Linked DNA regions of Homo sapiens: region 1 is linked to region 2. The links are chromatin contacts, found by Hi-C or POLR2A ChIA-PET in ENCODE. All regions are on one chromosome and are shown on one strand. Each heading gives the region's core, a stretch centred on a gene start or an enhancer-like site at or near the end of the contact. The rest is flanking DNA. Distances are from core to core; before and after follow the strand shown.

Region 1 (4,143 bases), core at 64-2,563, 56 kb after region 2:
CGGCTAATTTTTGTATATTTAGTAGAGACGGGGTTTCACCATGTTGACCAGCCTGGTCTTGAACTTCTGATCTCAGGTGATCCACCCTCCTCGGCCTTCCAAAGTGCTGGGATTACAGGCGTGAGCCACCTTGCCCGGCCCTGCACGTTAATTTTTAAGGCAGGACCCACTGGCTCCTGATAAAAACAACTATTTGTACCCCTTCTGATTTTTATTTATAAAGGAAAGGAAATTTTTCTTTAAAAAGAATGAACCACGGCTGGGCGCGGTGGCTCACGCCTGTAATCCCAGCACTTTGGGAGGCCGAGGTTGCAGTGAGCCGAGATCGTGCCATTGCGCTCCAGCCTGGGCAACAAGACAGACACTTCGTCTCAAAAAAAAAAAAAAATTAACGTGCCAGGGGCTGTGTGAGGGAAATAAATATTACAATGTCAAACATTACGCTAGGGTCTATGGTAATTTCATCAAAAACAAAAGAAGTTGACATTTACTGAATGTTCCCCATGTGCCAGGCACAGTGTTATGCTCTTGCTTTGAGGCTTTGTGAACACCATGAACTCCAGCAAATTTTCTTAGCTTTCGTATGCCTCGGTGTCTCAGTTACCGCACTTGGAAATACTGCGGGTAAGCGCTCAGCGACTGTTTGCTACAGTTATTGTTATCCTCACACCAGGAGGGTGGCGTCACCGCTTCACCAATAACCTAGATTGGCAGCGAATGTGCACCAAGCTGAGCTTTCCCAGCCCTCGGAGTCGCCCGTTTCCTTGGCAGCCACGTCCGGGTTTCCCCAAGCCACCATTTATCTGTTTGTTTTTTGGCGGGGGTGGGAGTTGGCAGTGACGCGAGGAAGTTGGGGCCCAATGAACGCCGGTTTTTCGCTCAATGGCTCTGACTCGCTCTCCAACCTGAAACCACGGTTCAAACCCGAGGAGAAAAGGCGCGAAAGGAAACCCAGTGGGCCCTCCCCGCGCCGCGCAGGGAGGAACCGAGGCGGGAGAGCCACCCCGGAAGAGGGGCGGTCCGGGCACTGACCTTTACTCTCCCGCCGGAGTCAGGCCCAAATTCGGCCATTCTCTTGAACATATTGTCCCACGGAAGAAGCCGCCGCCGCCAGGGAAAGAGACCGGGGCTGGCGGGGTCGCCGCTCCCCTCAGAGACCGCGCTCCTGTCGCGCGGGCCCAGGCGGAGGGTTTCTAGCCGAAGGAGGGCGAGTTACTTGGGCTCACGGCGGTGAGTAACCGTCAACTCCTCAGGCCGACTGTGCTCCTGAAGGCCATTCAGGCCCGCGCAGGTGGAGAACGCCGCGAAAAGAGGGGCGACGGCCGCACCGCGCGCAGGCGCAACGGGCTCGCGTATGCGCACGCAGTGTACACTGCGCACGCGCCTGGCGGCTGCAGTCACATCACAGGACCAGTGCAGGAGTTCCAAACCAAAAAAAAAATGAAAGGCAGGAAATAATAAATGACTTCAAAAAGTTGTCCAGATGTTAAGGAGATGAGTTTCCACACTGAAAGATCCTACTAAGCACCCAGCACAAATATTAAAGCATCCACGTCAAGGCATATCATTGTGAATTTTCTGAACATCGAGGAAAAAGAGATCCCACACCCTTCCAGGTTATACAGACTATAGAATCAGAGTGGCTTCAGATTGCTCAGTTAGAATCTAGGAAGCCATACGGCACTGTCTTCAAAACTCTGAGGGAAAATTACTTCCGATTTAGTCTTCAATACTCATCCAACTACCAATCTAGTGTGTGAATAGAATAGAGTTTCAGATGTGCTAAATCACTACACACAAAAAATAGTACCTATCTTACCTTTCTCAGTACCTCCAGGAAGATCCTGTAGATCTGATCCACCAAAATGAGGGAATAAGCCAAGAAGGAGGAAATTATGAAATGCAGGAAATACAATAAATAACAAACACAGAAAATAGTAAGATCCCAAGATGATACTGAAAGAGCTCCGGGAACAATAGCTGTGTATAGGCATAGACGGCAACGCATCTAGATTAGATTCGGTCAGAAATCTTTGGGAGACACTGCTTCAGAAGGATGGGATTGACAAAATTCCAGCTGGCGTTGAATCAAGAGGAGATTTGACCGAGAGTTTGGAGTTTAACTCATGACAGGTACACAGAAAACTAAGCGGCTGTAAGAATTATGCAGCTATTAATTCTAGGGAAAACAAAATCTTGTGCAAGAAAGGAAAGTAATTGTATTTATTGTTACATAAATACTGAGTATTGGCCGGGCGCGGTGGCTCACGCCTGTAATCCCAGCACTTTGGGAGGCCAAGGTGGGCGGATCACGAGGTCAGGAGATCGAGACCATCCTGGCTAACACGGTGAAAACCCGTCTCTACTAAAAATACAAAAAAATTAGCCGAGCGTGGTGGTGGGCGCCTGTAGTCCCAGCTGCTTGGGAGGCTGAGGCAGAAGAATGGCGTGAACCCGGGAGGCGGAGCTTGCCTTGAGCCGAGATCGCACCACTGCACTCCAGCCTGGGTGACAGAGCAAGACTCCGTCTCAAAAAAAAAAAAAAAACAAAACAAAAAAAAACTGAGTATTGATCCCCCCTCCCCCTCAAAAAAAGAATTACATTTAGAAGGATGGGCTTTGGAGAAGGGTACTATGCTTGATGGGGATGGAGGAGGAGGAAATAGAGCTTAATCTTTAACTTCCATAGTAGGAAGTCAGTATCTTAAAATGGAAAAATCAAGAAGAAGCAATATAGGTGTAATATTGAAAAGCATGGAGATAAATATTTTAAAAAATAAGCTAAAAGAGTAGAAAATACTGCTGATTGTAATTTTTAGTAATTCCACTTAACAACTGTAAAGAAAATACTTTTTAAAAGACTTCACTAAATAGAAGTGCAAGGGATGTGCTCAGGGCTTAGTTATATTAGTGCCACATGAAGAGCTCAATTGTCATATGGATGTCACTGCATTTCAACCAAGATAGGAACTGAGTTTCTTTGAAAATGATCAAACATTGATATTGATTTTTATTCTGTTGCCAGAATAAGAGTAGAAATTTGGTTTGGGGGCGTAATTATATTTAAAACAATTGGTATGACTAAGAAATATTTATCAAAAACTAAAGCAAAATCTCCAACAAACATTGCTTTCCCTCTTCAGTCTACTTTGTCTAATCTCTGGCAGTTTCCTCAATCAGCCTGTGTTGTTGGGTTATCCTGGCACTTCTTGGACATGTCCTATCTCTGTTTCTCAGCTGTCACTCTTCAACTCTCTCTCCGCTACCTTGACTCATCCTTTGTACACCTCAGGGTATCTCGATATGCATAAACTCATTCGTTTTTAGTTTAATCACGTCAGAATGGTCCAAGAATTTTGAAGCCAAAGGTTGCACCTATGTAGTGGCCCTCTGCTGCCCTCACATGGCTAGTCTATGTGCTGCATTTACATAGCCAAGAAGTGGCTTGGAACCCCGCAAGCGGTTGTACTGGAATCATGTGGCCTTGAAGAGTTAATTAAAAAAAAAAAAAAAAAAAAAAAAAGGCTGGGCGCGGTGGCTCGCGCCTGTAATCCCAGCACTTTGGGAGGCCAAGGCGGGCGGATTACGAGGTCAGGAGATCGATCTCCTGACATGGTGAAACCCCCTCTCTACTAAAAATACAAAAATGAGCTAGGCGTGGTGGCGAGTACCTGTAGTCCCAACTACTCGGGAGGCTGAGGCAGGAGAATCGCTTGAACCCAGGAGGCGGACGTTGCAGTGAGCTGAGATCGCGCCACTGCAGTCCAGCCTGGGTGACAGAGCGAGACTCCGTCTCAAAAACAAAAAGCTTAGAATGTTCAGTTTGGAGGGAACATACTAAATAATCAGCAAGAGATTTATTCGATCAACTGATATTGATTGAGCATGTACCATGTTCCAGTCACTCTTCTAGGTGTTTAGAATACAGAAGTGGAATGAGTGAAAAATTTCTATTCTTCCTATCAGGACAGTGGTTCAGCATATTATAAAATCAGAGATGTATCATGGTAAGGAGGGTGTCCAGGTGTTGGGGAAGGAAGCAACCCACTGAGGGATGTCAGAGCCTGAGTGGAGAGCACTTGGGCAGAGTTGGGGAATTGGTTACATACAGGCAAACCCATCAAATACGTAAATGTACTAAGG
Region 2 (4,419 bases), core at 1,451-3,950:
TTTAGATGAGCATTTGTTTATCACAGACATTTAACAAAGAAGGAGAGCAAACTGACAATCAAGATTTGGTGCAGATCAGAAAACCAATAAACAATGTTTTTTTTGAGACAGAGTCTCACTCTGTCACCCAGGCTGGAGTGCAGTGGCAAGATCTTGGCTCACTGCAACCTCCACCTCCCGGATTCAGGCAATTCTTGTGCCTCAGCCTCCCTGGTAGCTGGGATTACAGACGTGTGCCATCCTACCCCGCTAATTTTTGTATTTTTAGTAGAGACAGGGTTTCACCACATTACTTTATGGGCCAGGCTGGCTAGTAAATAATGCCTTATACATATTGCAAGCATAGGATCTTCAGTACAGAAATGAAAGATTTTGGAACTCTTCCCTTTACTGAATATGACTTGAACAGCATTATCACCTGCCAAGGCTGAAGTCACTGCTAAAATGGCTTCCCAAATAGGAGACAATCCCCAGAATCTGTCTCTATCAGAAGAATGACCTTTGATTTCATCTCTAAAATACACAAGCTTTATTTGACTAAGGTAAACGAAAGAGCCAGAAACTTTAAATATAGCTTATTTTATTTGATCATCTTAACTGAAATCTCTTTCTGTGTGAGAAAAGATTTCCCCATCAGCAGTTTTTTTAAGGGGCATTTGGCTTCAAAAGCTTTTATTGCTTTTTTTTTTTTTTTTTTTTCCCTATTGTAAGAATATTAAGCCAAGCATTTCTGGGGAGACACGCAACAAAAATGCCAGCGTTAAACGAAGTGCTGCTGATTTCCAAAGGGACCATTTCTGCAGTAACAAGCGGCTGCTGTTGTTTTCACAGAAACACCAACAAATAGTCACAGAAACACAGTACGTGGGTAGTGATCATTAAATTAAGTATTTCCTCATTTTAAAGCTAGTTCTAAAACAACACAGAATTACTAGTGAACACAAATAATTAGACTTCTGTAACCGATTTCTGTAGAGTCACAGGATTTTTAGCCTCCTACCAAGGCAGCCTTATGTTCAGGCATCGGTCATACGTTCTCATCTGCTCAGAAGCCTCAAAGTAATCACCCAAGATCTTGATAATTTAAGACCTGACTAGCCAGGTGTGGTGGCTCACATGTGTAATCCCAGCACTTCAGGAGGCTGAGGCGGGAGGATTACTTGAGCTCAGGAGTTGAAGACCAGCCTGGGCCACATAGTGAGATGCTCTCTCAACAAAACATCAAAAAATTAGCCAGGTGTGATGGCATATGCACCTGTAGTCCAAGCAACGTGGGAGGCTGAGGCAGGAGGATCACTTGAACCCAGGAAGTTGAGGCTGCAGTGAGCCATGATCATACCACTGCACTCCAGCCTGGGCAACAGAGTGAGATTCTGTCTCAAAAAAAAAAAAAAAAAAAAATTTTTAAAAAATGTTTAAGCCATGACCAACTTGAGTATTTTATTTTATTTTATTTTTATTTACTTATTTATTTTTAAATTTGGGACAGAGTTTTGCTCTTGTTGCCCAGGCTGGAGTGCAGTGGTGTGATCTTGGCTCACTGCAACCTCCGCCTCCTGGGTTCAAGTGATTCTTCTACCTCAGCCTCCCGAATAGCTGGGATTACAGGCACCCACCACCATGCCCGGCTAATTTTTGTATTTTTAGTAGAGATGGGGTTTCACCATGTTGGCCAGGCTGGTCTCGAACTCCAGACCTCACCTTATCCACCCACCTCGGCCTCCCGAAGTGCTGGGATTACAAGCATGAGCCACCGCCACCGGCTGACCAACTTAAGTATTGACTGTTCATCTCTCACCATAAAATTCTTATTGTTAAAATTAAGCACTGGGCATTGATTGTTACACATTGATCTGAGCGAAGTAGCCTGTCATAGATGCCTTGTCTTCCCAAACCCCGACCCTGTGAAGCAAGTCTAGGTTACCTACTGGCGTGGGAGGGCTGCAGGCAGATGGGCAGGAATGTGACCCAGGTGCTTCTTGGGCTGCCCTTTGAACCACATCCATGGAACTCTTTGCCTACTGGTGATAAGTGACTCTGCACACTGATAAGCACCATTTAGAAACACCATTCTGATAACCATCACTAGGCCACTGTGAGTGTTGTTGAGTTCTGGAATTTTCCTTGGGGCCGATTGTTTTGCAATATGTCTCTCAGGCAAATCCCAGTTCCGTATGTAGTTGCAGGACTGTAAATTGCATAGAATTTGGGAGAATTTCTTTTTCTTTTCCTTCTTTTTGTTGCTAGATAACAAATTAAACACATCAGAGGATTGAAAAGCCTCTAAGTTGTTTGTTGTTTTATGGGGAGGAGAACAATGGATTCACCAGGCTGAATTCTTAGTGCCTGTTTGCTCTTTGAAGCAGTTTGCAGGTGAGCGATGGTGGCAGCGGCACACACAGGGAACTGAAGTTGGAATGCACAGCAGTTCCCACTCTTCCTCCACTGAGGTAGGACCGCGGGCCTGGGAGATGCCAGGCCTGAAGGATCCAGCTGCCTCTGGCTTCCAAGGCTGGTGTAATGGCTCAGTTCTCACAGAAGTGCTGACAGAATATGACAAATAGAAAACAGATGTGAACTGACCTTCCAAAAATGTATTGCAAGGCTTCTTAATCTTCACAGGAATTCTTCAGAGTGAGAGATGCCACCTTCAGGCAGCAATGCTCATGGCATCTTAAAGGGTTGATGTTTCTGCCTGTGATCCCCTCGCTAGTCGGCCACAACTGTTCTTCTTGCCCACTGCCCTCTCAGACATCTTTTTCTCGGCATCCATGTGTGAAATGGATGGATCCCCGACTGGCCAGGGGATCACAGGCAGTGAATCCTCTCCCTCACCTGTCCCCATACACAGTCTTGGCTTTTGTAGTTATAGCCACCTTTTCCTACACATTGAGGCTGTTCCTCTCCCATCTTTGCCATTGGATCTCTACTTGCTTTGAAATTGTTACTGTCACTGGGTCCATTGCTTGCTCCAAATACCTGTTTGTTTGTTTTTAAGACATGATCTCCCTTTGTTGCCCAGGCTGGAGTGCAGTGGCATGATCTCAGCTCAGTGCAGCCTCTGCCTCCTGGGTTCAAGAGATTCTCTCACCTCAGCCTCCTACAAGTGCCCACCACCATACTCGGCTAATTTTTGTATTTTTAGTACAGATGGGGTTTCACCATGTTGGCCAGGCTGGTCTCGAACTCCTGATCTCAGGTGATCTGCCCGCCTCGGCCTCCCAAAGTGTTGGGATTACATGCGTGAGCCTCCACACTTGGCCCCAAATACCTTTTTGACACTAAATGTTGGTTTGGAGCTACTGAGTACACTGGACTTTTGCCCACTGAACAACTTAAGTTAGATCTACTAAGTAGAGGGGTGCAAAGGACAACAGGGGAATCAACATCCCCTGTTTCTTTCTCTCTTACTGCCTTCCTGGTCCCTGGCTTCTAGGTCAAAGTGCTGCTCCTTATGTAGGCAAGTGTGCGCTCAGCATGCATGATTCTGTGGCTTTTTGAATTGCTTAGTGTACGTTCTTTGTGAACATCTGCATGCATCCTGCAGGAATTTAGGTAGCATTTCTCAGATTTTTGTCCCCCAGTCTCTATAATACATTGATGGAGACTTTCTTTCTTGCCAAATTATTGATATCCCAAAAAGAACTGATGGCAACATTTCCGCTGAGAAAGAAAGCCACGTAAGTACAACACAGTGCGAATTCATTCCCAGTGCCACTGATGAGCAATCAACGACATCACCCCAGTTAATCTCAAATCCATCTGGCTTCAAAGTCTAGGCACTTTTCAGCGGGCCAAGCCAGGTCTCACTTTGGAAGTCAAGGGGATTCTGTGCTTAAGAAGTCAGTGCATTGTCCTACCTCCAGACGTTATATGCCAAGAAAGTTCATCTTATTTTGAAGCAAACTCAATAAAATGTTCTGGACAGAAATGGACAGAGTTTGTGGAATCTGAATCTTTTCCTATTCCTGTATAGCTTAAGACTAAATAATTTGTCCAATTTGGGGGACAATAAGAAATGTACTCTTCGGGCATGGTGGCTCATGCCTGCTAGTCCAGTGCTTTGGGAGGCTAAGATGGGAGGTTCACTTGAGGCCAGGAGTTTCAGACTAGCCTGGGCAACAAAGTGAGACCCCGTATCTACAAAAAAAGTTTTAAATTAGCCAGTCGCGGTAGCATGTTCCTGTAGTCCCAGCTACTGGGGAGGCTGAGGTAGTAGGATCACTTGAACCCAGGAGCTTGAGGCTGCAGTGAACTATATTGTGCCACTGTATTCCAGCCTGGGTGACAGAGCAAGACTGTATCTCTTTTAAAAAGTTAAAATTAAAAAATAAAATTAAAATGTTCTCTTTTTCAGAACATGCAATCGTTGCTTAGATATTTGAGTTTTGCAAATGAATAAAAAGTATCAAATATGCA

The links. Hi-C counts contacts between places; a loop is a spot of excess contacts on that map. ChIA-PET counts read pairs that join two places held with the same protein, here RNA polymerase II (POLR2A). Pooled maps may share reads with other maps.
Region 1: a loop to region 2 is called in a map of mammary epithelial cell, with 6 times the contacts of the local background. The contact joins the promoter of YEATS4 here to the enhancer-like site in region 2. A Hi-C loop is called at or near these places in 3 of 168 maps with a recorded cell type or tissue (Caco-2, heart right ventricle and mammary epithelial cell) and 8 of 50 pooled maps. POLR2A ChIA-PET finds 5 or more read pairs at or near these places in 3 of 52 experiments (Caco-2, GM12878 and HepG2).

What each region holds. Positions count from the first base shown.
Region 1 is chr12:69,356,913-69,361,055 of GRCh38, reverse strand. It overlaps YEATS4 (YEATS domain containing 4), which reads right to left and starts at 1,313. Exons shown (of 7, transcript NM_006530.4): 1 at 1,033-1,313. The coding sequence starts at 1,083. RefSeq lists a silencer at 779-938 and enhancers at 364-965, 1,219-1,408, 966-1,569.
Region 2 is chr12:69,414,137-69,418,555 of GRCh38, reverse strand. It overlaps a transcript of YEATS4 not described here. Among named protein-coding and RNA genes, the nearest start is that of LINC02373, 31 kb to the left of the region's middle. RefSeq lists silencers at 2,273-2,567, 2,493-2,787. Within about 2 kb of position 2,700, at least 4 of the 41 ENCODE cell types and tissues checked have a DNase peak (open chromatin) inside an H3K27ac peak, as active enhancers do.